4 separate regions of the Mus musculus genome follow, and regions 1, 2 and 4 are each linked to region 3. Evidence: chromatin loops called from intact Hi-C (ENCODE). Cell type or tissue: heart. All regions are shown on one strand. Each heading gives the region's core, and the rest is flanking DNA. Links, peaks and the distances in the headings are about the cores only. Region 1 overlaps Anks1b (ankyrin repeat and sterile alpha motif domain containing 1B). Region 2 has its middle 6.2 kb from the start of n-TDgtc16. Region 3 has its middle 16 kb from the start of 4930534H03Rik. Region 4 holds the start of Tmpo (thymopoietin).

Region 1 (7,377 bases), core at 1,431-6,430, 510 kb after region 3:
GTTTCTCTGTGTATCCCTGGCTGTCCTGGAACTCACTTTGTAGACCAGGCTGGCCTCGAACTCAGAAATCTGCCTGCCTCTGCCTCCAGAGTGCTGGGATTAAAGGCGTGCGCCACCACGCCCAGCTTACAGCACACTTTTAAACCTCATTATTTGACTATAAACCACATGAAGCTTCCATCATTTTTACAATGGGGGCAAATAATAATGATGATTCTGCCCGCACTGCAGGGCATTGTGGGGATTCGTGAGTACACACATGCACATAGTTGTGTATCACTTAATTGGGTCTACATAGTTGAGCACTGCACCAGTCAGTGATGACTTATGTGTGCAACAGTGGTCCCAGAAGATCACATATCACAGTGATGTCACAGTTGCTTTCCTTTGTGCTAAGTAAACTGTGACTATTGTACAACGATGAAACTCCCCAATGACACACTTCTCAGAACGAATTCCCATCGTTAAGTGATACATGACCACACGCATATGGCTGGTGAATTCTCAGAATATCCTAGAAGACAGACAAGATTGTTATTAGTGTTCTCATGATAGATATAGTGGAGGCTTCCTGAGGTTGAAAAATCTGCTTTAATACAGAAGGCTAGCAGTTATGGAGATTGGAACTTTTGCCTTATTAAAATTGTCCCAGCGATTAGTGGTGTGTGTGTGTGTGTGTGTGTGTGTGTGTGTGTGTGTGTGTGTGTAGTAATGCAGAGTAAGGTTATTTAGCAGGTGACAGCAGGGGTGGCTCTCCTGCATGTACAGATGTTTATTACTCTCTTGCCCCCACAAACCCTTCCCTCTGTGATTTTGGATTTTTCTCTAATCTCTTCTTTTTAGAAGGATGCCTGTCATCTTGGAGTAGAGCCGACCCCTAATGGCCTCATTTTAACTCACTGCCTGTTTAAAGATCTTATCTTTAAGCACAGCCACATTCTGGGGTTCTAGGCCTTAGAGCTTTGGAGAAATGAAATTTGATCCACAGTGCTTAGGGAAATTACAAAGAAAATGGTAATTAATATATAACATGTCTTATTTTCTAAGTAAGTGGATCAAAGAGGTTATATGAAATAGTAATTGCTATATTAGTCACGAAACTGATTCCCCAGCACATATGGCTTATATTTAAAATTTTGAAATATAAAAATCCCTTGAATACATTTTCTTATTTATCTCATTTTTAGTAATGTTATGACCATCACTATGTTGAAGATACTGCTAACATACATTGAGTTTACTATGTTCTAGAGTTTCTAATAACATATATGAATATCCCAACTATTATAAAATTAGGAAGCAAAAGACAAAGGAGCTAAATGACTTGCTCAAGGTTTTATGGTTATTAACTAGAATAGCTGAAATGGACTCCAACTGCATCAGTGTTTTTTACTCTGTGGATCTCCTATGTGCTATCGAGTTTCTGCACAGATGGAGTAACTTGGGTCAGAGAACAACTGGAAAATCCAGACATATATGAAGGGATGGATACTGCACTTTACAAAATGAAGGTCAGCAATCCTCAGGAATCAGAAGCCACATGATTGGTCCGTTTTACTGTCTAGGCTGAATACCCAGACAGAACCTCAGGAAGGTGGTACCAAAAGTCTATGTTCTACTCTTACCACATCCCCACCAGCTCAAAGGGCTCTGCCAACTAGACCAGCTGAGACAGATGATATTAAGCAATATGCGAGTAAAGACCTTGATATACTTGGGGACTATGGCTTGGTTGCTAAGCAGGGTTTGCTTGTCATATCTCTTGGTATGCTGCCTGGATCAACTTTAATAGGGATATGAATTGACAGAGCGGGTAGATGTTTAGTAAGAACTGCACATATACAAAGGCTAGCACAATAGAGATGTTGTGTTCATTATTTAAAAAGAAACACATGACATCTTACTAAATGCATTCTTACCAGTTTTTGAAGCATGACCTACACAGTTAGAATTTTTAGAATATTTAGAATAAACAGCCATTTAGAATTACTGAAAGACATATACCATCCATCTATTCTTACAAGGTTACCTGCTACCTCTTTATTCACAGACTATAACTATGTGGGAAGAAGATGGCAACAAAATTACAAAGAATCTCCCTTTCTATACTACTCTGAATTGTTTGAACTAATAAAAACAACTAATTATACCCTGTCACTAAAAATCAAGTATTAACAATGATAACTTTCCTGTTATCAGCTTTTTCAAGGTTGTTGGCTTATGTTAGAAAATGCTTAGGGCTGGCTGTCCCCGCTGCCTCAGAGAGCTACATCTTGTTTAGTCTTTTGCCATTCAGATGTTGTCATATAATTAGCACCAAAAGGCACCTAAGCTTCTATGCTGAAACGGTTCATCTCAATATTCATTTGAGATTTGACCATGCTTCTTTTCACTTAAAATGAAGGAAAAGAAAAAAGGAGTCAGACTTTCAAGTGATCTATGTTGATGCTTACCAACACCTCTTAGTTGCTCCCGGTTGGTGTTTTCAAGGGCAGGTGGATTCTGCGTCTGGTGTTCTGTATGGAACCTGTCCTTGTGCCTGTTTCCGGTAGGGTGGGAAGAGAACAGCTGTCACCTGTCCTGCCTGCTCTGAGAACTCAGCACTGTGTTTGGCACCATGGGGATTTTCCCACAGTGCTTTGCAGGAAAACATCTGACATTTCATGATGATACTTAAACATAAGCTCGACGCGAGCTGGAGGAAGTAATGCGAAACTGGAAAACAGATTAAGAATTTGAAGTGGTCTCTTAAGCCGGGGTGACCCGGGGTGGTTTAAAAGTCCGCTTTATTGACTATTGTACCCTAAAGTGTAAGAGGAGGTTTTCTGACAAGGATTAAGAGAGGAGTTCTGTAAACCTGAATCATGTTTTTCAGAGGTTACTGAAGATCACACTGAGAACAGCTGCTGGGAATGTTAAACACAACCGTGGAGCTTTGAATGGAAGAAAAGCTTCACAAAAGAAAAATATATCATTTTACTGGAAACTTGTGCCTTTGGTGGTGAAGGGACTTGTCAAAGCAGCGATGAGAAAATGGCAGCGCGCATGCCATCCGAACACAGGGACATCAATTAATATGGTTTCTTAATCATAAAAAAAATAAGGTTAAAATATAGATGTAGGCTTCACATGCATCTATGTAAAAAGGAGGCAAGGAACGATCTTCATGGGCTCAGATGAATGGCTACCAACAATAATCCATCCCATGTAATCTAGGATGAATATTAAAACCACAGCCCCAGACACATTTTCCTACTCCCCTTCCTCCCCCAGCCCCCCTCCTCCAGCCCCCCTCCCCCGGCCCCCCCTTTTTAAACCTTTGCAACAAGAAAGATGGAGCCAGCCTTCCTGGTGCCGCCTGCTTTCTGGTTGGAAGAACACCAGACCCACCTAGTGGACATTTCAATTACTGCACACAACTTTTACCTTCGGCCACCGCTGCTGAATTACAGCGCTGACAGAAGCCTTGAAGTGAGATCATTGGTTGCGGTCTCCTTGTGGGTCATAGCAGAAATAGTAATAGTTAATCTCCAACAGATAAAGCTGTCTCTGGCTCCTGAAGGGAAGCCCGTGTCTGCCAACCCCCCGCCACCCCCCCAAAGCCCCCAGCATACTGCTGCAAGCGGAAGGAAGCACCAACAGTCAGTTGGCTGCAGAGACAAGACACCCGATAGGCATCTGGAAGCTTTCAATTTTCCAGGAAAGTCAACGAGCAAGGTGAACAGCTTGGCAGCTGTATCCACCGCGGAGCCCAGCCTTTTGGTGAGCAGGGTGAACTCCACAGAGCACAGCTGACGAATTACACTGTGACCTTTGCGCGAATCCCTGGGCACATAAACTGGGTTTACATTCAATTTCACTTTTTGGAACAGAGTAGCTCATGTGGCTACATTGTACCCAGTGTCCTGTCACTGAGCCAGCTCGGCCTCTGTATCTTGGTAGTCATGGCAGATGTTACATATATTAGACTGTAATTTGGGTCGGAGAAATAAGTGTTCTGGGAGAAAGGACTTTGGTGAAATACAAAAGGTTACAAAGTACAACGTTTTAGCAAATTCGGCTGCTAGGTCAAAGGTGACATCCTTCTACACATGATTTATTTATTATTAGGCATCAGAAGAAAAGGCCGGACATAAGGGGTGCAGAGAGATGTTTCTGTCCTGACTTGTGGGTAGTTGAAATAGTTGGCAGATGGTGGCTTCAGGCTAGGAGTGTGCTCTGTGGCTAGCACTGCCTGGGAAGGGCACATGGATGGACCTGGCGGTCTGTCATTAGAAGCATGTGATGTGCAAACTGTTGCTCCCGAGTTTACTAACAGTTCCTGCTCTTCCATCCCACCCTTCCTCTTCCACATCAATCTCATTGTCTGCCCCCTACTCCCCATGTTTCTCATTAGTACTTCCATCTTCAGCTCATCTCGTCCATCTTCAACATCCTCAACAGCTTCCTTCTTCCGTTTCCTCTTTCTTTCCTCTTTGTCCCTCCTTCCTCCTTCCCTCCCTCCCTTCCTCCTCCTCCTCTTCCTCTTCCTCTTCCTCCTCCTCCTCTTCCATGTCTATGGCTGCATCTGACATGGTAGGGCAGCCAGTGAGAAAGAAATCCAGACTCTAGCTAGAAAGCTGCTGTAGTCCACTGCAGAGGAGGAGTCAGGCACAAAGGTGGCTGCAGCCAGCACAGAGCAAGACTCAGGAACAATGAGCGATCACTCTTTGGAGCAAGTGGTAGGGCCAAAGGGCTTCTTTAAAATAATATTTAGTGTTATCATAGCATATGTTTTAATTAGGGTTTCCAATGCTGTGAGGAGACACCATGACCAAGGCAACTCTTATAAGGGACAACATTTAATTGGCGCTGGCTTACAGGTTCAGAGGTTCAGTCCATTATCATCAAGGCGGGAGAATAGCAGCTTCCAGGCAGGTATGGCACTGGAGAAGGAGCTGAAAGCTCTATGTCTTCAATCCAAAAGAAGCCAGGAGCAGACTGTCTCCATGTGGCTAGGAAGAGGGTCTCAAAAGCCTACCCCTACAGTGACACACTTCCTCCAACAAGGCCACACTTCCTAATAGTGCCACTCCCTGTGCCAAGCATATACAAACCATCACAGCAAAGAACACTTCTTGTCCGGTTAACTTTCTTAAAACCTTCTTAAGCATCCAGGACAGTATTGCTAACGAGGGTCCCAACACTTGCAGAAGATTTCTAGAGTTCATTCCTCTAACTAATTGAAATTTTATTCCTGTTGACTAGCAGTTTTTTACGCCTTACTCCATATCCCAGCAGCCACCACTGAACAACTGTGTGCATTAAACTATTTCAGATAATCTCACAAAGGCAAAACCACATATGATTAAGTCCTTTCTACAGCTTATTCCACTTTGCATTGTCTTCGAGGCTCACCTATGTCATGTCTTTCCATAGATGGTAAAAAAGGGATTCCTTCTTTTCCAAGACCTACTAATATTTCATTACATATGTGGTATGTGTGCATGCACACGCTCATACGCGCGCCCGCACACACACACACACACACACACACACACACACACACACACACACAGACACTTTATGCATACATTCACTGAGAAGCATTTCATTGTGACAGTCTCGGGGAGGGACTGTATATATCAGATTGGTCTATAGACACGTCTGTAGGAAGTTATCTTGATTATATCAGTAGTGGGAAGACAGCCACGTAGGTAGTATTAGTCCTTGGGCAGGGGACCCTGAATGATGTGAGTAGAGAGGGTAAGCTGGGCACCGGTTTGGGGGGGTCATGGATTCATCTCTCTCTTCTCTTGGCTGTGGGTGTGATATGATCAATGGTTTCAGGGTCCTGATGCTGTGATGTCCCCGCTTAGATGACTGTAGCCTGGAAATGTGAGGGAAAAATAGACCCTCCCTCCTCTAACTTGCACTTGGCAGGCTTTTTTTTTTTCCACAGCCACAGGAAATAAATGGAGCCTGTTTATGTATTTCTCTAAGATTTGGATTTCAGTGATTTTGAATAAATATCCTAAAGTTGGATTGTCAAATCATGTGCTAGCTCTAGCCTTGTGCATTTGTTTTCTGACTTTATCAATAGAGCGGACAAATAAAAGCTACATCCGAGGCCCACAGTGTGATTAATTTGATATACAATGGGAAATGACTTCTACAACCAAGCCAGAACACCACAGCACACGTTAATCTCCTTTTAAAATGAAGAATGCACAAGATCTACTTTCTTAGCACAGATCAAGCAAATGATGCTGTGTTTTTACTACAGCTCATTGTTATACATTAGATCTCTAAAAGTTAAGTATCATTATAACTGATTATTTGACTCTATTTTTGGGGGCAAGGTCTCATGCACCCAAAGATGGCTGTGAATGCATTATATAGCCAAGGATGGCAATGGACTTGATCCTTCCATCTCTACCTCTTGCATGCTAGGGTTACAGGGTTGCACCGCTGGCCAGTTTAGCAACGTACAGATTGAATCACCATTACTCTGCAACCTATCTGAAGACCAGATAGTAAGTACAATGCTTCAAGTTTTTTATTTCCTAAAAATCATCTTGATAATTTGTGAATTTTATAAGAATATTTGTCTACTTCTCTAAAAAATAAAAACCATTGATATTTTAACAGGGAATATAACGGTATAAGTAATATAATAATTGTATTGCTAAGTCTTCTAATCTTTAAACCAACTGAAGACTAATTCCATACATTGGCTGCAGGGGTTCTTGCAGCCCATAAAAATAATATCAAGCAATTGCTAACCATTTTAAACATTTTGAAGATCTGTTATTCTATCTTTTAGCATTTAGGGGATTTTGAAATCCTGTGTTTTGTGGATGGTTTGTGTGTGTCTGTCTACGGATACAGATCCATGTCCCTCTTACTCATCAAGGAATGTCCAGTATCACTGCAGCACAGGAAAGCGTAATGGTTAGAGCCCTTGCGTGGTTTCCCATCCTGTCTAAACAGTTATGACCTGTGGCACACACACTGACATCTGACTGGCATGACAAGCATTCTAGGATTCCGTTGAGCTTGTTGCCTTCATTATAGAGGTTTTTTTTTTTTTTTTTTTTTTTAATTGCCTTTTTACCCTTCCAGTTTCTCTTGCTGCTGGTGGAGGCCACACAATATGATTTGGCTAATAAAAGGTAACAGGAAAGCTGGCAGAGGATTCTGGGAATGTTCTGAATTCCCACTGAGAGGGACACAAGCAGGATGACATCATCCCTCTTCTTTCCTTAACCTAAATGTGGACATGACTCCTCAATGCTGGGCAGCCATTACTGCCCATGAGACAAAGGGAAGCTGGTTCTCAGAGGTGCTAGCTACAGAAATACTAGGAGATAGTAACTGCTCAGCTGAGTGCTATGG
Region 2 (7,377 bases), core at 1,048-6,047, 48 kb after region 3:
AAACCATTCCTTCATATTTGTTGTTAACAGAACCCAATTGCTCAGGTGGCAAGGAGCCAGGCACCCAGCAAGGAATCTATATGCATCGATTAGTTCCCAGCGATGAATCTATGTATCGATTAGTTATACTTCTAAAGCATTCACTGAGTGCTAGGCACTGTTCTGTGCTCCGTTGAAGACACCCAAGGAAGGACACCAAAGCCAAGTTTCCTGACAACCCCACCACATACTGGCTGAGGGGTGGACAAACGGTAACAAAGATATTTTGGGATGTATTTCAAATAATAAATGACAAGATAATTTTTTTTCCTCTGGACTGAGGCTTCTGAGAAGGAACTGAGTGAATGCTACTTTAACGAGAACGAGCGACACAGCATTAACTCGGATTAGTACAGACTAGAAAATACGAGTTCTCCTTCATAGTCCTAAAACAACTACCACGTCAGCCCCATCTCCACTGCTGTTATAAACAAGGCCTTCCATTCTAAAACCACTACGCTGCCAGGGAACCCTGGAAGGGAACCCCGTGCCTGAACTTGCTCCGGAGAAAATTCACCCTACAGATAAACACAAAACTATGCTTAACCTCTTTTTAAAAAGAGGAAGGTTGCATTCTGGCCAGAGAAGCGGGTCCTTCATGTATGTATTACGGCTTCTAGTTTGGTGTTTTTATGCGATTCCTGAATGTGGGAATCAGTGGCTCCCTGCGTCTAAATCTGTTTCTTGTGCCTTTTCCTGGGCTGTTTTCCTTCCGTTTTGTTTGTCTGTTTCCGTCCTAGTCTGTTTTACCTTAATATATTTTATTTTAATATCCCTTAGAAACCTGTTTGGTTTTTTTCGTGTTTTGTTTGTTTGTTTGTTTGTTTGTTTACGATTTTTCAAGACAGGGTCTCCCTGTGTAGTCCTGGAAGTCTCTCTGAGTCCTGCTCTGCAAACCAGGCTGGCCTCGAACTCACAGAGATCTGCCTGCCTCTGCCTCCCAAGAGCCTGGTTGTTTTCTACGGAGAGACAGAAAAGGTCGATCTGGATTGGAGGACAGGTGGGGAGGAACCAGGAAGGGGGAGCCATAATCAGGATATAATATGTGAGAGAATAATCTATTTCCAATAAGAGAAAAAAAAATAAATGCAACTATTAAAAAAAATGAAACAAGTTGCAACAAAGTTACTAAATAGATCTAAATCTTTTGAAAAAGAGTAAGGATGTGAACAGTATCCTTCATAAAGCTTGGGTGACTTTGAGATAGTTACACAGTGTTTACGTCTCTGGGTATAGCCCCCCACTACACACATAAAATGATTAAATTATTTTCATTACTCAAAGGAAAAAGTGAATTATACTATACTTAAAAATAACACAGAGCTCCACATCAGGGGTTCTCAACCTCCCTAATATTGTGACCCTTTGATACAGTTCATGTTGTGGTGACCACCAACCGTAAAATTATTTTGTTGCTACTTCATAACTGTAATTTTGCTACTGTTATAAGTCATAATGTAAATATCTGATACTTGGGATATCTAATGTAAAGCTTGGTTTTTGCTTCATTTTCCCCAGTAACAGGCTGACCAAACAAGGAGAAACCTGCCAGACTCTGGATAAGCCTCCTTGCTGCTAAATGGGTGAATTTGGAAAGTTTGCTGGGGCTGGCTTTCCACTCAAGTGCCAACCTTGAAAACGTGTCTTCATTGCCCGCAGAAATTATATTGTGACCACAAAATGACATTTGTAAAAAGGAGACATTGATGGGTTAAAGGTCAAAAGAAGATTGGGGCATGGTGGCACATGCAATCCCAGCACTCGGGAGGCAGAGGCAGGCGGATTTCTGAGTTCGAGGCCAGCCTGGTCTACAAAGTGAGTTCCAGGACAGCCAGGGCTACACAGAGAAACCCTGTCTTGAAAAAAGGTCAAAAGAAGAGCCAGAAGAATAAGAAGCAGCCTCCTGGTTAGTTCTGGTTGGTATCCCACAAACCTGAGTTAACTGCAAGAACAGAATTGCCGTCACCAACTGGCCTGTGGCACCTCTATGGGGCATTTATTTGATGAATGATTGATATGGAAACGGCCCCCATTGTAGGTGGTACCACTCCTGGGTAGGAGGTCTTCGGTTTCATAAGAAAGCAAGCTGAGCAAGCCAGTAAGCAGAACCCCTCCATGGCCCCTGCATCAGCTCCTTCCTTCCGATTCCTGCCATGAACAGACCATAATTTCTAAGCCAAATAAACTCTTAACTTCCCAAGTTGCTTTTGGTCAAGGCGTTTTATCACAGCCACAAAGAAGCAAACTAAGACAAACTATAATCTTCTGAAGACCTTGGTGAACTGCCAAGCCAACCCTGACGTCAGCCGAGAGAGAACCGCAGAGAAAAGTTTTATCTATGTACCTTTTGGGTACTTTTTTAGTTTCATTATGTCTGTGTTGTGTTGCTTATCCAAAGACAACTACGGTGCCACTTAATTACTATAGTCTTACCTACCAAACATTTAAAGCAAAACCTTACCAGCCAGGAGTGATCCCAGCACTCAGTACTCTTTGATCCCAGCACTCAGGAGGCAGATGCAGGCAGATCTCTGTGAATTCGACACTGGCCCGGTCTAGAGAGCAAGTTTCAGGACAGCCAAACTTTAAAAAGCTTTTTAGATGTATTTACTTTTATCTGATAATGTAAGACTCTGGGGAAACTTAGCTTACCCGGCACCCCTCAGTGAACCATGTGGAGCCAGGATCGATTCAAAAAGCAAGAGGAATTTATTGTTCCAGTGCACTGGGGTCATCCCAGACCGGAAGGAGAGGTGCCCCAGCAACAGGTGAGGTTTTCTATGATTTCCAAGGGTAGAATAGAGCATCAGCAACTAGGCACAATATGATTGGTGGGACAGTGCACCCTTTAAACTGATTGGTCTTTAGAGAATGAGGTGAAAAGGACTTCCCTAGTCTGAAAGTGGGCAACAGTCAGTCCTGCCGAATGTGTCCTCACCCGAAGTTCAGTTCCCACCCTGTGGTCTGAGGAATGTTAATTAGCCTCTCGGTTCCAGGGGGGCAAGTGTTTCATGACCTTCCCAAAGTTCCTAAGCTGACCTTTTCAATATGTTGCCTGGTTTGGGCCAGTGTGTATGTCTGTTAGAACTGGAGTACAGACAGTTGTCTGCCACCACGTGGACACAGGGATTGAACCTGGACCTTCTAGAAGAGTAGTCAGTGCTCTTAACCACTAAGCTCTCTATATATATACTCTACCCCTACCCCTACCCTCACCCTCAAGGAAAATTTAAACAAACAAAAGTCAAGAGAAAAAAAAAATCCTGCTTCTATTCCTACTCCAAATGCACAGCTCAGAAATGTTGCTGGCTTTTAAAAACAGGTTGCAGTGAGGATAGTGGTTCGCGACTCTAATCTTTACACTCGGGAGGCACAGGCAGGAGGATCTTGCTAACCTGGTCTACAGAGAGAGTTCTGGGACAGCCAGGGCTACAAGAGAACCAGGTTACACAGAGAAACCCTGTCTGGGAAAAACAAAAAAGCAAATAAATAGAGAAAAAAGAATTGGTAAAAGAGTGATTTACGTTGGATTTTCTAGACTTTCTTGGTTCTAGTACCCATAATCCTTTGCCAAATGCTTTGAGAACTGTGCTGTTTACTGGTAGGTTTTGTTTTGTGTTTAACATTAGTGGAAATCAAACCCAGAGCTGCTTGGCACATCCCAGCTTCTACAGTTCTCCTAAATATCTGCATCACAGGCACTGTTGTTTTTGTTGTTACTGTTGTTGTTGTTGCTGCTGCTGCTGTTCATTTTAATCCGTATCCACACTTCTAAATTCTGTTGGTATGTGATTCATCCAAGATTCCTGACGTTCTCCTCTCCTTGGGCATCTCGGTTGTGTGAAATGGCCGCGATATTTGTGGATTTTATCTGGTTATACTTCGTTGGGACACCAGAGGGCGCAAGGAGACTCGGCTCTTGTTTTTCTTTAAATCTCAAATCCTGCTGGCTGCGGAGAACAAAAGACCGGGAACACTCGGCTTTGAGACAAAGGGACACCGGGAAAAGCCACCCGCCCAGGGTTGGATTCAATTCCTCACTCGCCTTTGCCCCTTCTTTGCCAGGCTGGGGGCTAGAAAAACAGCTTAAGCTGCGCAATAATGAGGAAACAAGAATCAAAGAATCACAGTAGGAAAAAAACAAAACAAAACCAGAGAGCTAAGGAAGGACACCTGAGCTGTTTGTTTTGCCTCATATTAGTAACCTTAAACTCTTCAGCTCAGGATAATAACAGGTATCTAGTAGAAAATTCGGAAATACAGATCGCACTTTTTTTTTTAAATAAGATCTCAAAGAAACCCTGGACAAACGGCTGAGGTGCCTATTAACATATCAAAGCGGATGCTGGCCGCCTGGTTCTTCCCAGTATCTCTCAGCATCTTTGCTACCTGTTGCAGAGGCCTGGCCTTGCTCTTCTCAGCATTTCTCACCCCTATCCCGGACCCTAAAACCCCTCCAGCACCTGAGCTTCGCTTGCTTCCCTTCTGCTAGCTCCTCTTCCCTATATAACTCAAGACATTTTCGTGCCCTCTTGGTATACTTGGCTCTCTTGGCTCCTGGTACTCTCTCCTGCTCTGTCTCTCTCCTCTCTTTCACTCCCTCTCTCGTTCTTCTCCCTTCTCATGCGTCTCATAATGCGGTCCACTCTGCTGACCCAATTCAGTCCAGACACTTTCAGATACCTCCGGCAGTGCTCTCTCTCCTACCTACAATAAACCTACCTCCACAGCCATACTTGGAAGTAGTCATGTCTTCCCCGCCCCCTCCCCCTTCTTTTTTTCTTTTTTTAATTCAACATTATTCGTCTTTTTCTTTTCTTTCCCGCCCCTTCACCCGCTTTGAGACAGCGTTTCTCTGTGTAGCCCTGTCTGACCTAGAATTTTCAATGTACAAGCAGCTAAAGGTGCGCACCACCACCCGCCTTCCAGATCCGCACATTCTAACAGATTACTTTCTTCCCTTTCAACTTCTCTCGGTATTTATAAATGCATAAAGAGTAAAGCTGCGTGGTATTTTCTGACTACTTTATGGGATTTTGCTTGGTTGTTTATCTTTGTCTGATGGACTCTCCTTTTGTAGCCAAGGCGTCCTGAAAACTCAGACGAGTCTCCTGCCTCAGCCTCTGAGATGCTGGGATTAAAGATGTGAGCCACCACACCAGGCTGATCATGGGTAAACTCTTCTGACAACACTTTGCTGATAAAAGAGAACAAAATCTCAAAAATGCTACAGACAGCTTTTTTTTTTTTCCTTAGACCCTTTTGTTATTGCTTGCTTGCTTACTTGGTTGGTTTTGTTTTTTCCTACTTTTGCTTTGCTTTTAAAAGAAACAAAGAGCACCGGGCGTGCGCCTTTAATCCTAGCATTTGGGAGGCAGAAGCAGGCGGATTTCTGAGTTTGAGGCCAGCCTGGTCTACAGAGTGAGTCCCAGGACAGCCAGAGCTACACAGAGAAACCCTGTCTCGAAAAACAAAAAAATAAAAAATAAAATAAACAAAGTGCAAAGTAGAAGTTATTCTATCCCACCTCCACATACCCAAAATGAATTTGTATTTCCCAACAACTTGAAAACTGACACCACCACTACCACCCCAATCTGTCAGGGGAGAGAGCATGAGTCCCCAGAGTGTGGTAGTAGAGGGTAGAGTGATTGATTTGACTGATTGATTGATTGCTTGATTTAGGTCAGGGTGGGCATCAGGTTTGGGTTGGCTTTGCCTTAAGACTGGACACAAGACAAGAAACGATCAGATCCCCAGAACTAGAGTTACAGACAGTTATGAGCCACTGTGTAGGCTCTGTGAATAGAACCCAGGCCCCTACCCTCTTAACTCCCCATCCCCATGTCCTGAATAAACTCTATTCTATACTATACAAAAAAAAAAGATAAATATATAAACCATCATGTTATATTGCGATGTTAGTTTTTACTGTCAACCTAACACAAATCTAGAGTTATCTGGGAAGAGGGATTCCCAGTTGAAAATTTACCTTGATCAGCTTGTCCTATGGCCCTGAGGAGGAGAGATTTAGGTTAATAATTGATGTGGGAGGGCCTGGCCTACTGTAGGTGGCAACATCCCTAGGAAGGTGGGCCAGTGATGTAGAACCAGCTATGCAGGGAGGCAGAAAGCAATCCAGAAAGCAGTATTTATTCATCCTCGGTTTGTGCTTTAGAGCCTGCCACCAGGTCCTGCCTTGAGCTCCTGCCCTGATTCCCTCAATGAGGAACAATCATTTGGACATGTGAGATAAAACAAGGCCCCCTTCACTGCATTGGTCTTTATCAAAGTGTTTTATCACAGCAAATCTGTCGCAAAACTCCCTACAGTCTCCTCTCAACCCCTTCCACCTTTTGCCTCTTTTCTCTTGTCTATCTTTGCTTCTTTGTCTTTTTTGGCCCAATCTCACTATGCCCCAGGCTTGAAATCTTCCTGCCTCCTGCCTAGGAGTACAGGCTTGCACCACCAAAGCTGCCTCAGAGACTCTAAATCAGCAGTCGGAGCACGCCATTCTCTGCTCACAATTCTGTGAAACCAGCCTTTGATCCCAGAACGAGAGGTGAGGGAAAGAGCAGATGGATTGTAGGTTCAAGACCAGCCTGCTCGACACAGTGAGTTCCAGGACAGCCAGGGCTATGTAGAGAAACCCTGTCTCCAAAAAGTAATTAGTTAACTTCAAAAGCCTCTAATGGCATTTCACTCAGGATGAAAGCCCAAATCCTAGGATGGTTTCTTCAAAGACCCACATGCCCTTGAATCAGTCATATTAACAAGACACACTTAGCTTTTTCACTTTTGTGCAAATAATCACTTTTTTTCTTTAAGATTTATTTATTATATGTGAGTACACTGTAGCTGTCTTCAGATGCACCAGAAGAGGGCGTCAGATCTCATTACCGATGGTTGTGAGCCACCATGTGGTTGCTGGGATTTGAAGTCAGGACTTTCAGAAGAGCAGTCAGTGCTCTTAACCGCTGAGCCATCTCGCCAGCCCAATAATCACTTTTTAAAAGCTCTTTCATTTTCCATTCCATTCGATTTCATACATACATATATAGCATACTTTGGTATTGTCTCCCTCTATTATCCTGTCAAATCCCTACTTTCTTTCTTTCTCTCTTCTTCTCTTTCTTTCTTTCTTCCCCCATTTACACTCCAACACCACCTGCATATTGATTTAGGGTTTGCATAAGCATGGGTGGAGGGCTATTAACTCAGAGAACCCCCGCCCCCATGGCTATACCACTGAGGAATATGAATCTCCTTCCCAGACAGGTGGGGCCTTATGAGCCCCTCCCTGATCCATGATGGAACACAGGCAGCCTCAGTCTGTAC
Region 3 (7,377 bases), core at 1,117-6,116:
GTAACTTTCCTGGCTTAGGGACCATCCCTCAGGAAGGTGCGACACCCGTTAGAAAGGCCAGGCCCCCTGAAGCCATGCTAGAGATAGGCTGAATAACCAGTCACTTAATGAAATAATGCACTTTTTCTTCCCTGAAATATTCCTGAGTACATGTGGTACCTACAAATGGCCATGACATCTCTTAGGTGGGTTCACCTTTCTGAGTCCCACGTTTTCCTTTCTCGTTTTCCTGTATCCTTCTTTCTGATACTGGCCAGAACCTAAGTACGTCTGAGGAGTTTTGTTTGTTTGTTTTTTGGTTGGTTGGTTTGGGGTTTTTGTTTTGTTTGTTTGTTTGTTTCTGGTACTCTGGACTCCCTCAATCTTTCCTTAAAGCCGCCTCCCTGCCACATGGTTGCCAGCTGCCATATAGCCCTCCAAGCCCACTTAACTCAGACTATGTGGCTTTTTTCCTTCTCCATTCTCCTCTTCCAGACAGCTGCTGAGATTTACAGCTTTCCTGCCCTGGATTTTCTTAAATTATTTTATTAATGAGACTATGAACCCAAGAGGGGAACCCCAATTTCTCTGGATCATCTGGCAGCTACAGGAGGATCCCAAATTTCTCCTAACAAGATGATTGGATGAAGAACATGCATCAATTATCATTCCTGAGCCAGCAGGGTTCCTAACTGCGTTCTAAACACTTATGTTCACAGGACAGTGTCGGTCTCACCCCTCGCCAAAGAAGCTTCCCATCCCAGAAAGCCAAACTTGGCCAAAACCCAGAGAACAACAGATTGTAGCATGGTCATCCCCAATGGAAACAATCCAAAGCACACCCCTACACTTAAGACTCGGGGTACATCACAGAAGAGTGAGCAGAATGGACCAGGGTGTCGGCTGAGATAGTATCTTCTACAGATGACAGAAAAGCTGCACCATGCAACCGTAACAGCATGGCTGCCTCAGTCAGACCTACACACAGTGGCAAAGCCAGCTGACATGCCAGCATGGGTGGGAAAAAGGAAAAGGAAAAAAAAATCTCACAAAGCACCTCTAGATGAAGAGCTACAGCCAAGTAAAGACTGCTTAGAGAGTCAGTCAGAGTCAGTCTTCTCCAGGAATGAGTCCCTTGACAGGCGATCTAATTCCTGAGCACAAACACATGAGAGCAACAATAAACAGACTCAGCAGGCTGTGTGAGTCTATGCAGAAAGCTATACATATACTTTGATTATGTGTGTAATTTATGTATAACGATAACAATTAAAGAGGGGATTGAAGAGATGGCTCATTGTTTACGAACATGAGCTGATCTTCTAGAAGACTTAAGGTTGATTCCCAGCAGCCAGTTCCAGGGGCTCCGACACCCTCCCCTGGCCTCCAAGGCCACGGTGTGCACATGGTGCACAGGTATATATATATATATATATGTGTGTGTGTGTGTGTGTGTGTGTGTGTGTGTGTGTGTGTGTGTGTGCAGGCAAAACACTCATACAAATAAATAACAAACAAATAAAATCCACAACGCAGAACCCAGGAGGTTGCTTCTCCACCTTCCCAACCATGTATTCTGCTCTACAAATAAGTAAATGTAAGAAAAAAGTTAAAATAATAATAGTGATAATAATAGTAATAATAATAGAGGAAGTAGTCATAAACTTGAGAGGGATTGTGGGGAACATAGGAGGGGCCAGAGGAGGGAGAATAGGGGTGAAAGTGATGTAATACAGTATTTATTTGTGAAATTCTCAAAAAACTAATGATAACATAAATGTAAAAGGTGCCATGTGTTCACAATGTAGTTTTATTCAGCCTTAAAGAATAAAATTTTTGTCTTTGCAGAAAATACAACAGGAAATCAATACATTAACTTAAAAAATTCAGACTCTGATTTATGAAGTTAATAGATAATGTAAACTCAAATAAGAGTGATCTGGCTTTGGAGTTGTTTTTTGAGACAGGGTCTCCTTGTATCCCAGGCTGATCTCAGACTCTTTATGTAGCAGAGGATGGCCTTGCTCTCTTGATCCTCCCGCCTCGTAGAATGCTAGAATTACAGGTATACACACGAGGATTTCTTAACAAGCTGAATGGAGCAGAATCTGTAAACCTGCAACTTGGAAAGATAAAGTCATTCATGTCTTAAGTATTGAAATATCTTTGCCACACAAAGATAAGTTGGCTTGTTGTAGATCAAGTCACAATTCAAGTGGCCTCTCATCTCTACGTAGAGCTTTGTCCAGGCAAAGAGAGATTCTTAGAAAATACGATTCTCCTATTGCTCCCCATATCTTTCTGTATTATTATCATTTTATTACTTTTTATTTCAGTTGTTTCCCACACTCCCTCCTCCCTCTTGCGGGTGCTTTCCTCCACCAGGCCTCCCCCTTCCCTGGGTCTCTTGAGGATCAAGCACATCTTCCAGTCTCCCACTGGGGCCAGACCAGGCAGACCTCTGCTATGTTTGTGCCTTGGACCAGCCTGTGTATACTCCTGGTTGGTGGCTCAGTCTCTGGGAGTTCCCTGGGGTCCTGGTTAGTTGAGACTGCTGATCTTCCTATGGGGTCTGCCCTCCCCTTCAACTTCTTCAGTCCTTCCCCACCCTAATTCAACCGTCGGGGTCCCCAACTTCAGTCCAATGGTTGGCTGTAAGTATCTGCTTCGGTCTCAGTCAGCTGCTGGTGGGGCCTCTCAGAGGACAGCCATGCCAGGCTCCCATACCGCCTTCATCTGTGCAAGGATCGGTGTGTTTTCCGGGAACTGACCATGTTGTTTATTAATAGCATGCAAAAAGACAAAGACTGGAAAAGTACAAAAGCCCATATCTATATACTGTCCTTCAGACCTGACCTTGCTTTCGTTCACAAATACCCTATGCTCTCAGTTCCCATCAGACCCTTTTCGTTCTAAGACCTGGAATTGTATCCGTTAACAGGTGGCATTTCGTACAGGAGCACACAGACTAACTATGCAGTGTGAAAACTTTCGGCTGTCTTTCCTTCCATGGTCCTTACCCCATCGTATGACTGTGTAACAACTTGTTCCGATACAGATTTGTTTGAATTTCCTAAACTTTCTTGATTAGAATCATTCGATAGAAGGGTCAAGGGAGAGACAGAGAAAGGGATAGAAGAAAGAAAACCTTTGGCAATGCTAAGCAGCCAGTGTGTAATGGAATCTGCATTTGGCAGCAGAATCTTGGACTTACTCCAATTCAGGAAATACCTACGAATGTGCCAGAGGCAAACTTAGCTTTCAAGGCCAGCGGGGCCACGGTGTTAGGAATGCACACACTGGCTTTCAGAAATCGGAGACTTTCTAAATGTCCACCAGATGGCCTCAGTTTTCAGAACCACATCACAGAGTTTGGTTTTAGTTCTGTAAGCCCCGTAAATCATGATCTAGGGAAGTGGCAATCTATAATTGAAGGTTATCAATAACGCTGGAGGTATCTATGCCAAGGGTCTCTTGTGGGGAAATAAAATACCATGCATTTTAAAGCTGATAAACCTGAATTTCTTTTTTTTTTTTTTAACCTAACATTATGTACTTCGGTTGAATTTTCTTGGAATCCTGCTGATATTATTTTCAATCTACTGTTTAATAAGAATGTTCTCAGGTTTCAAAGAGTTTGTGATGCAAAAACACTCCAATGCATCATAAATCACTTCTGCAGAAGGCATAACTAACTACAGGCTTCCAGGCGACTACAGGCTTCCAGGCGATGTAAGAACACCCGCCACTTGCACCTGTCACTAAGCAGGTTTCTTCTGGTTCCTTCAGGGTCTCCCCATACAGTGCTTGTATTATGGTATTTTTGTTTTTGTTTGTTTGTTCATTTTTTTGTTTGTTTTAAGATTACAATAGCACGTAAAAAGAATAGACTTAACTGGAAAAGAATTTTCCAAGTCCAGGGTCAGTTTGATAGGAGTCCCTAGTCACACCTAGTGTCCTTAAAGAAACATACTGACCATTCTGGGCCCCTGAATCTTCTTTCTTAGATGGCAAGCATGAATGGGCAGCTCTATCAGATTTCCAAAGAGCCTGATTTATTCTGAAATAGCCAACTATTTACGTGAGTAGTTTAGAACACCAGTTGCCAGCACCTGGCTCTTTTAGTTTTCCATTCTGTTTTGGCAAGGGAGGATGCTATGGTTTGAATATGAAGCCTTCCACTGCCACCCCAGGAAACAGACTCATGTGTTGAGGTCTTGATTCCTAGCAGCTATGCTAAATGGGCGATTAAGAGATAGTGTTTGGTTGAAAGAAGCAGGTCACTGAAGGAATGCCTTCACAGGGTATAGCTTATACCCAACATTTCCCTGTCTCTCTGCTTCCAGGGTATCAGAAAAGTTCACTAGATCCCCAGCTCTGGAAAGATGCAGATCTTGACCAAACCAGTCATCACAAGTCAAGCCTTGGTCACCAAGACTAGTATAAGAGCAGTCATGTGGCCCAAATCATCCTAGCCTGAGTCAATTTCAACTCTCTTTCTATAAATACTCACATAAAAAATCATCCTTTGCTGGACACTACAGATCATGCCTGTAATCCCAGAATGTACAAGGCTAAGATAAAACCCTACGCTAGAGAGAGAAAGACAAAGGTAAAGAATTGAGTATAAGGATAGAGTGTTTGTAGTGAGAGAGTCTGGCATGCCCAGGCCCTAAGCTCAATATTCACAACCACAAAGATAATAACATAATAATTTTAAGTCCATTTTTCTGGGGCTAGAGAGATGACTCAGCAGGTAAAAAGTACTTGCTGCTCTTGCACCAGGACCAGAGTTTGATTCCCAACACCTTCAGCAGGCAGTTCATAACTTCCTGTGATTCCAGCTACTGGGACAATGCCTTCTTCTGGCTTCTGTGGGCACACACACACACACACAAGCATGTACGTACACACCATACTCGCACATAAATTCAAATATCTTTTTTTAAGTCCATTTTCCTTGCTCAATAAGAATGTTGAGTTAAAAGCCATCTCAGGGCCACAGTTTAGAGGGAAGACTGGAAGAAGAAGAATAGATGTAAGCTAAATGTTTGGTATAAATGTGATTGGTCAGCCAGACCATGCCTCAAGTGAAGGACACCTACTTTTGAATTTTTTCAATTGCAAAATCCAAGATTATAATGAGAAGCACACATGGGAAGGGCTCACATCATCCTTGTGAGTCAGGTGTCCATTCTAGTTGGCATCAGCCATTCCATAGTTTCCCCAGCATCCTTACATGGTGATAATTGTCCTTTTCTTTTCTAAACACATTTGTAAGAGATTTGTTCAAAAGGTTCCTAATGACATGGGAAGTCACTACAAGTGTACATTCTTTAAAGGTTTTGTAACATTTCATTTGTCAGTTTGAGGAACTGGCATGTAGAGGCGTGTTGTGGCCTCTCCTTGTCTCCGTTTCTTCAAGGGCACATGACAAAACTGTAAGTCCCAGCTTGCTTTGTTGTTGCATGTGCTTCAACAGTGAAACTCAAATCCAGGTGATAAAGCCTTTTTCCAGGTCTGCCCTGCAGACGAATGGACAGAAGACTCAGTCTGTCTTTTTTTTTTTTTTCCTTACTTTCTCTGTATGTGTGGCATGAATGTTTGTGTTTGAGAACGTGGGTGTGTGCATGCCACAGCAGATGTGTGGAATTCAGATGACAGCCTTGGGTGTTGGTCCTTGTCTTCCACTTTGTTTAAGATGAGGTCTCTTCTTTGGCAATGTATATGCCGAGCTAGCTGGTTGGTGAGCTTCCTGGAATTCTCCTGCTCCTCACCCCTCCCCTTTCGCTGTAGGAGCTCTGGGGTTACAGACATGTGCTACCATGCCCGGAATTTTATGGATTCTAGGCATCCAATCTTGGGTCCTCATACATCCACAAGTGTTGAACCCACTGAGCCACAGCCACAGCCCCACAAGGGACCCTACATGTTCTCTCTCATCTGTGCTTAACGCAGAAGAACACAGCCACCTTAAAATCCACAGGTTGGAAATGACAGAGCCAAAAGATGGAAGCAGCCCAGTGTTCATTAGTCAGGAATGTCCATTGAACTTAACATAACTGGGAATCTTTACTGTATTAAGTCATTGAGACTTCAGGTTTGTCTAGTATAGCATCTAGTGCTGTCTTAGCTAATTAGTGTTGCCTTAACTAATGGCTTTTTAAATATGAGTTTCCTCATTGGAGTCTTTGCAATCCCCCAAGGTCATGAGAGTGGAAGAGCTGGCTGCAGTACCCAAGAGAGCCAACCCTGTGTCCCACCTGGGCAGCACAGTAGAGATGGCCCTGGTGGTGGACGTGAGGGCCAGCTGGCCCTGAGTGCATGAGTTTTGGATACCTGGCCCACTACTCATCTCTAATATGGAGGTTTAGACAAGGGAAAAATTACCCCTGCCCCTAGCTACCTGTGGCAGGCAGGAGAGCTGCCCATGAGATCATGAGAGCAGGAGAGCCGGTCCTGACTCTCACCTGCTGCAGCACTGGGAAGAGTGAACCCTGTGCCTCACCTGGGCAGCACAGTAGAACTTGCCCCACTGGTGTGGTAAAGGGTGAACTGGTCCCAAGGGCATAAGAGCAGGAGAACTGGCGCTGCCCTTTTCTCAGCAGTGGGTGAGCTAACTGGAGTGGTGCTGGAGAGTTCACCCTGGTGGTGTGGGTGCCAGAGAGCTGGCGAGCTGACCAAGTCAACTACCACCCTGGCCCAGATCCAGGGCTATAAGTTGGCCCACCCCAGCATCTACACCATCTATGAACTGCTGAAGAATCTGAAAGGGCCAGTCCTGCTGACCTAAAGCTGCATGATCATCATGATACAGGGCAACAACCGGATATCCAAGAGTAAAACACCAGTGAACAGTCAGTTTTGATAGCGTAGCAGAAGCCAGAGGCCTCGAACTTGACCAATGCCTCACTACCATGAACATTTGCAAGTAAAGATGTGTGGACAAAAGGGTAGACTGTGGGACACATTGTGACGCACTACAGCTGCCACAACAAGATTTTTGTTGTTGTTTTGGTTTGGTTTGGTTTTTGTTTGTTTGTTTTCTTTTCTTTTGGTGGGAGGAGGGTAATGAAGGCAGAGAGCAGATTCGAAGGGACAGGAAGATAAATGAGGCTGGAGTGCATGATGGGAAATTCACAACAGATAATAAAAAAATGAAAAAAAAGAAAAAAAATGCTTTGACTTCTTACCTAAGTCAAACCCATATATATATCAGCACTTCCCATCTAGTTTCTTAAAGTTTATACTTTGTAAACTGATCTTATAACAATGAGTGCAGCATCCTGATGTCACTGTCTCGCCCTCATTAAACTTTAGCGGTCTCACCTGCACTGAGTTCTTTCAACACGTTCCACTTGGCTTTCACGGGAGCAATTCTTTTTCCATACTCATCAC
Region 4 (7,377 bases), core at 1,436-6,435, 66 kb after region 3:
ACCAGACTTCCTTCCATCACTGAGTTCTGGACGCATACCCACGGGCATCTCCAACAGTCACTTGGTGAGAAAAGTCTAGAAAAGCAAAATTTTTGATAGCTGATGACAGTAGTCATGTCTCCTGAGAAATTTAGTTTCTTCAAGCATCCCCCTATTGATAGTGTCCAGGGAATTTTTTTTTTTAAGTTGGGGGAGGCAACCCAACAGATGAAGTGAAGTTTTTGCTTAGGGAACAATTTCAGGCATCCACGGTGCAATTCTTTGTGAAACACAGATTGAGTGTTGGGCTTGCTACTGGGTTTAAAACCACCTCCGGGGCTGGAGAGATGGCTCAGTGGTTGAGAGCAGTGTGCATTTCTTTTCTAGGATCTAAATTTGCTTCCAGGCACACATATCAGGCTGTTCACAATTGTCTGTGAATCCAGTTTCAGGAGATTCTAGCACCCTTGTGCTCCCAAGGAGCCTGCACATACCCACACATCAAGAAAACAGACACACACACACACACACCAAAAACACACACACACACACACACACACACACACACACACACACACACACACACACCCCAAAAACAGGAGGTAAGGGCAGGCAGGTATCTGTGAGTTTGAGTCCAGCCTGGTCTATAAAACAAGTTCCAGGACAGCCAGGGCAATTACACAGAGAGACCCTGCTTCAAAAAACAAAATAAGAATGAGAATAAATGTGGTGGTGGTGCCCTTTAATCCCAGCTCCTAGGAAGCAGGGGCAGATCTCTTTGAGTTCAAGGCCAGCCTGGTCTACAAAGTGAGTTCCAGGACAGCCAGAGCTATACAGAGAAACCCTGTCTTGAAAAACAAAAAACAAACAAAAAACAAACAAACAAACAAACAAAAAAACTTGTTACTACATCATCATCATTATTTTTGTTTGTTTTGTTTTTGTTTTTGGAGATAGGGTTTCTCTGTATAGCCCTGGCTGTCCTGGAACTCACTTTGTAGACCAGGCTGGTAGAATATTATTTTTAGTTTACATTACGAGATTAACAATACTGTTGCTTAAACACATGTGAATATTGAAGGTTTTCTGGTTTGTTTTGTTTTGTGGAGACAGGGTTTCTCTGTGTAGCCCTGTGGCTATCCTAGAACTCATTATGTAGACCAGGCTATGGTCAAACTCAGAGATGGGCCTGTCTCTGCCTCACCCTCACGGGTGCTGGGCTCAAGACTTACAATGCTTTTTTGTTTTTGTTTTTGTTTTTGAAGACAGGGTTTCTCTGTGTAGCCCTGGCTGTCCTGGAACTCACTTTGTAGACCAGGCAGGCCTCGAACTCAGAAATCCACCTGCCTCTGCCTCCCGAGTGCTGGGATTAAAGGCTTGCGCCACCAAGCCCGGCTAATGTTGAGTTTTTAAAAGGGGGAATTAACACAATAAATTCCCTTTAGGAAAATAATCTATCATGAAAATAATGTTCTGCCAGGCAGTGGTGGCACACATTTTGGATCTCTGCACTCAGGAGGAGGTAGACAGAGCTGTGTTCGAGGCCAATCTGGTCTACATAGTGAACTCTAGGAGAGTCAGGACGACATAGAGAGACCCTGTCTTGAAAACACAAAAGAAAACCTATCTTCAGATTTATAGGTCCATTTTTACTGAGGGTTTTGCTTTTCAACGTCTTCCAATTTAACCATGTAGACATAGGTAAGCACAGTTTAAATATTTTTGTTCATATTTTTAATTTTGTTCATGCTTAAATTTAAGGCTTTTTTATAGAACATAATCTAGAGCTTAAGACACTGAGGGAATGATTAAGAGACTCTGAATCTGAGGTCAGCTGCTTCCTCTCACGAGCAGTGTCCTGAACCATTTCCTGTGTAGACATTCACATTGTTCAAAACCCTAGATACATTGAAACACTATACATGCTTTCATTCGCTTTTTATTTTTGTTTTTGTTTTTTTTTTTTTTTTGTTTTCGAGACAGGGTTTCTCTGTGTAGCCCTGGCTGTCCTGGAACTCACTCTGTAGACCAGGCTAGCCTCGAACTCAGAAATCCACCTGCCTCTGCCTCCCAAGTGGTGGGATTAAAGACGTGCGCCACCAACGCCCGGCTCATTAGCGTTTATTAACTACACATCTTATTGCGGACTTTTTACATAAATTTAACTCTGATCATGTTCGCCCATATATGTAATTTGTTAATAGGAAACATTTCTGGTCAGTATTGTGTTCCAGAAAACAGAACTGTGGCACATTTGAGACGCTAACTTGAATCAGCAGCATGAGTTTTACAGGGTTCCTGGCTCCCTCTAAAATTAAAAAATTAGTATGCACCACTACAGGCACATAAAGTTGAATACTAGAGACTTTCTAAATGTTGCGTTTCATCTTGTTCCATTACCAAACATTAGGTTTGATGAAGTTAGGGGAAATCCTTGGTGCTTGGGGTGGGGGTCTTAACCTAGACGGCTTAAAAATACAAAGAAGGCATTTGTTTTAAGCCCCAAGAACTATGGAAACCAAAGGGTTTGGTAAAAGAAGGCAAAGGGAGACTTAAAAATGCAATTTTGTAACAAACTAAAGCTGTATGGAAACCTTCAGCTGTGGAAGTCTGGCTTTCCCTAGATTCCAGACAAAAGAAGCGTTTGCGAACCGAGGGGATTTGACTTCCTGCGCATCCCGCACCACAGCCTGTCTGGTTTTCACGCTTCCCCTCCAGGGCCAGCACTCGGAGGGGGCAAGGCCAGTCGGCCGCCATTCTTCAGGGGGGCTCGGTGTCCCGGGAAGGAGCCAGGCCCGGGCAAAGGGTCCTCAAGAGAGCTGGCGCAGAACTCCGCCCGTCCGAAGGCGATCGAGGCCGGGACGAGGCTTCTCCGGTGCAGGGGGCCAGGAGAGAGGGAAACAGCGTGCAAACCCAGTACCGCCCATCCCTTATCAGCGTCCGAGGGGAAGGGCGGAGAGCCGAGGAAACAGCGGGCCCCGCGCCCGAGCTCCCGCCCGAGCGCCTTTTAAACTGCGTTTCTGCACCTCTCGCCCTGCGCCGCGGCGGCTGGAACCCGCGCGAGCCGCCCAGCCAATGGGTGGCGCGCTTCCTCCGGGCGCCCGCCAATGGCGGCGCGCGTTCTTGGGGCGTGCGCGAGCCAGGCTCCCCCCACCCCACCCCACGCACTAGCTTGTGTATGGGCTCGGCTCGCTGCGGGCTCCGGGTTCGGCTGCACTTGCTCCCCAGTCGTGCGCCAGGGGCTTTTTGTGGCGGGGGCCGGACCTGGGTTTTGTGTCCCGAGTTCTGTGCCGTGCCCGCGGCGCCGCTCCGGGGCAGGGATCTCCCGAGGCGGCGGGCGCAGCCCCCGGGACCAGCGAGCGAGCGCGCCGGCGTGAGCAGCGGCGGCGGCGACTGTGAGGGGCCGGGGAGGAGAGAAGGAGGGGGACGAGATGCCGGAGTTCCTAGAGGACCCTTCGGTCCTGACCAAAGACAAGTTGAAGAGCGAGTTGGTCGCCAACAACGTGACGCTCCCGGCCGGCGAGCAGCGCAAGGACGTGTACGTGCAGCTCTACCTGCAGCACCTCACGGCGCGCAACCGGCCGCCGCTCGCCGCGGGAGCCAACAGCAAAGGGCCGCCCGACTTCTCGAGCGACGAGGAGCGCGAGCCCACGCCGGTGCTCGGCTCCGGGGCCTCCGTGGGTCGCGGCCGCGGCGCCGTCGGCAGGGTAAGGCGAACCCCCCCGGGGCCGCGGAGACGGGCGTTTGGCGGCCGCGGCGCGTGCTCGGCGGCGGGGCTGGCCCCCTCGCGGGGTTCCCCGTGCCCGCGGCGGCGCCCCGATCGCGAGGCCGCCGGGGAAGGCGCGGAGAGGGGAGTCCTCGGTGCGAGCCGCCCCGGCTGTGCTGCTTGGCTGCTCGGGCCGGGTGCACGGTCCGGAGTGGGTGTAGACGCGGCCTTCCGAGCCGTTTTCTAAAGCCCGACAGGCTTGGCCCCCGGCGCGCGAGGTGAAGTTGTAGCGTTTTCCCGCTTTAGCGCCGAAGTGACTCGCAACAGTGTCAGAGCGCTCCCTGGAGGGCAGTTTGCGACATAGTCATTTCTGGCCTTTTTTTTTTTTTTTTTTAAATAAAGGCATTCCCGCCTTTTTATGTTGTTGACTTTTTTTTTTTTTTAAACAGATGGAGGGCTTTTTGAACCGTTTTGTTTCCTCGCGTGTCATATTCTTCCAGTCATCAGGCCCCGCCTTAAGTGGGTTTGCTGTACTGTAAACGGGACGTTTTAAGTACGTTGCATTTGGAAAAGTTTGTTCCCGTAGACATCCTGGAGAATCCCAGCTAGTGAGCGTTTTGTTTTATCGTTGTAAGATTTTTGCTGGAGGAAGTAAAGATCCGGAAGCAAAAAGAAAAGTTTATGACATACTGATGTATCAGTATTTGAATTTGAATGCCTCAGGCCAGTGAGATGTAAGATGCGTTCCTGCCGGTGTGTATCATTTTGCCTTTTTTTTTTTTTTTTTGGTTGCTGGCTTTTTGGGGGTACGTTTTAAATAGTATTTTGTAGGTTTATATTTAGTTAACAGAATTCAAGTCATTAAAAATTAGTTATGAGTGTTGATTTGGAGTGTTTTAAATCTTCGAGAAGCATGTGAATGTTTTGACTGGTATCGCGGTTTGCCTCTCGTTTTGGTGCTGGGAATTGAACTCAAAGCCTCTTTTTTGTATGTACTAGCCGGGAACTACACCTCAAGCTGTTTGCTTCTTCGAAAGTTTAGAGTGTCTTGCGATAATTTAAAAAAAAAAGTGGGTTGTTTCCTGACTGCTCGAACAAGAGTGAAAGTTACATCAAACGCATGTGTGGATTTAGTTGAGAAAACTTTTACCCTTAACTTTCAATGCCTAAGTGTTTTAAGATTGACACAAATCTCGGGGCGGTGGTGGCGCACACCTTTAATCCCAACACTTGGGAGGCAGAGGCAGGCAAATTTCCGAGTTCGAGGCCAGCCTGGTCTACAGAGTGAGTTCCAGGACAGCCAGGGCTACACAGAAAAACCCTGTCTCGAAAAAACAAACGATTGGCACAAATCAGTGTCTAGTAAGCATTAGCCCCGTGAATTACAGCGTCGGGCACCTGTAATCCCTGAGTCCATGGCCGTCCTCGGCTACTTGAGCTCTTGCCTAAAACCAAGTAAATATTGACCAGCCTACTGTCTTTGGTGTCTCCTATTTGTGGATTCTGTGGGGGCAAACATACCATGTTATTGTTTGTGTGTGTGTTTGAAGATTTTTTGTTGTTTGTTGATTGGTGTTTCTCCTGCATGTGTCTGGGGGGTGCCATATCCCCTGGAACTGGAGTTGAGCGTCCATGTGGGTGCTGGGAATTGAACCAAGGTCCTCTGGAAGGGCAGCCAGCTTAAGAACACTGGGGCCCCCATGTTACTGTATTTTCAATTCTACAAAATAATGGGTTTCCTCCTAACTTTTTACTTACCCGTGTGTCAAGTTCCCCCGTGGCTCCCAACCCCTTTCTCCCTTCACATTAGTCCCCTTGCACTCCCTTCAATTTTACATGTCATGTATTTTTTCCTAAATCTAGACCCAGCATATTAGAGTGTGTAGGTAGAATATTTATTTGTCTTTGGAAGGGGGATTGAGATAGGATGTCCTGTGACCCTGACTGTGCTTGAATGCACTGTAGCCCAGGATGACATTGTCTCTGATTCCCGGGTACTGGGATTGTGGGTATGTGCCACCATGCCTGGGTCTGTGTGGCAAATTTCACTTAACATAATCTCCTTTCATCCATTTTTGTACATGGCATGATTTTATTCTTTATAGCCAAGAAAAACGCCTTTATGTATATATTTACATTTTCTTCAGTGATTCGTGTAGTGGCAAAGTCCCATGCTTTTTGTGGGCTAAAGCCATTCAGGGGGCTAGGGAGATGACCTGTCATGAAAACACAAGGACCTGATCTCCAGCACCCACATAAAAAGCTGGGCACACCAGTGGCATGTCTTTTTTAAAGATGTGGAAGACACATACCTGTACCAGAATGTGAACACACACAGACAGACACACACACAACCACTTTAAGTAAAATGTAGTAGCTGATAGGGCTGGAGAATGGCTCAGTGGTTAAGAGCACTGACTGCTTTTCCAGAGGTCCTGTGTCCAAATCCCAGCACCCACATGGTGGCTCACAACCATCTGATGCCCTCTTCCCTTGTTTCTGAAGACAGCTATAGTGTACTATAAATAAATAAATCTTTAAAACAGCAACAACAAAAAATTGCCCAGCAGTGGTGGCTCACTTGGGAGGCAGAGCCAGGCAGATTTCTGAGTTCTAGGACAGCCAGGGCTACACACACAAAACAAAACAAAACAAAACAAAACAGGAGAAAAAAAATTGTCATATTTCCTCTTACCAGCTCAACTTACATGAAAGATCCTTCCTTTTTTGTGAGCACTTACTATGGGGCTAGGCCGTACAAGAGTAGAGGACAGTTTCGGATGCTCCAGAAGGAGCATTGATGCCCAGCACTTGGTGGAGACACAGTTCTTGCTATATCCCTTGGATGCTGGCTCCAACCCAGCTCTTTATGGTGGGGGCTCTTTCTCTCAGTGGGTCTCATATGATAGGTGTGTATTCTCCACCTGCACTATTTAAATCTTTTTAAATATAAATGTCTTGATTGGACTCAGTGGTATCAACTACTCGAGAAACCAATATTGGAAACAAGTACAAGAATAAAGTGAGTTCTGATTTAGGAATTAAATTACCACTTTAAAGTGCAGCATAGGGAAGGTATCTTGAATTTCAGAAGAAATGTAGAACATTTTTGATTGCTTGTATAAAAGTTATTCCCCTGTTTTTTTCCTGCCTTGGTCGCCTGTGAGCTAGATAGTAGGATGTTCCACCATGCCCAGCCTTCGTGAATATTTTTAAATTAAGGATAATTCCATAAAAGGATATGATTGTTTCATATGTATTACCATCATAGAATTCTACCTTGAATGCATATGATGGGTCCTGTGGTATGGGGGGGGGGAGATTTAGGCGTCTAGTTATCTGTCTTGGTAGCAGTATTTTTAGGTGTTAAAATCACCTAGATAGTACACACAAGAGCACACATTTGTGGGGTTGGCAATCTGCCTTTTTGTTAGAGCGTGCCAAGCATGAAAGTTTCGCTGTTAGGGATCCAGCGGAGCATAGTAACATTCCTGGTGAGCCTGTCAGGGGAGGAAGGAACTTCAGGCATGCATAGTTGTCTATTTGCTTACAGAAATTCTTGCTGTATCGCTCAGCCTGGCATTAAACTTAGGATCCTCTTCCCGGGCTCCGTGTGCTGGGAGCTGAGGTATGCCCCACTGCCTGTGCTGATGGTCTGTGGGTGGGTGGGTGGGTGGGTGCTTCTTCTTGTT

The links. Peaks named below come from ENCODE experiments on the same cell type or tissue, not always from the same donor. Only the 100,000 strongest peaks of a DNase experiment are listed, where the experiment ranks them.
Region 1: it touches region 3 in a loop (3-fold over the local background); 5 of 42 quality-filtered maps call a loop at or near these places.
Region 2: it touches region 3 in a loop (2.9-fold over the local background); 15 of 42 quality-filtered maps call a loop at or near these places.
Region 4: a loop joins it to region 3, with 5 times the contacts of the local background. A loop is called at or near these places in 14 of 42 quality-filtered maps.

The regions. Positions count from the first base shown.
Region 1 is chr10:90,724,962-90,732,338 of GRCm38, reverse strand. The region is part of intron 17 of Anks1b (ankyrin repeat and sterile alpha motif domain containing 1B); the gene reads right to left. Among named protein-coding and RNA genes, the nearest start is that of Apaf1, 350 kb to the left of the region's middle. In heart, for the core only: a CTCF peak has its summit at 3,421; no DNase peak of the experiment used is centred there; H3K4me3 peaks cover 566 bases; H3K27me3 peaks cover 2,442 bases.
Region 2 is chr10:91,184,649-91,192,025 of GRCm38, reverse strand. No RefSeq gene overlaps it. Among named protein-coding and RNA genes, the nearest start is that of n-TDgtc16, 6.2 kb to the right of the region's middle. In heart, for the core only: a CTCF peak has its summit at 3,934 (motif pointing right); a DNase peak (open chromatin) is centred at 3,945; H3K4me3 peaks cover 1,271 bases; H3K27ac peaks cover 2,093 bases.
Region 3 is chr10:91,232,915-91,240,291 of GRCm38, reverse strand. No RefSeq gene overlaps it. Among named protein-coding and RNA genes, the nearest start is that of 4930534H03Rik, 16 kb to the right of the region's middle. In heart, for the core only: a CTCF peak has its summit at 3,313 (motif pointing right); a DNase peak (open chromatin) is centred at 3,221; H3K27ac peaks cover 811 bases.
Region 4 is chr10:91,167,347-91,174,723 of GRCm38, reverse strand. Tmpo (thymopoietin) reads left to right here and starts at 3,105. Exons shown (of 4, transcript NM_011605.3): 1 at 3,105-3,686. The coding sequence starts at 3,411. In heart, for the core only: a CTCF peak has its summit at 4,016; DNase peaks (open chromatin) are centred at 2,943 and 3,963; H3K4me3 peaks cover 4,290 bases; H3K27ac peaks cover 3,169 bases.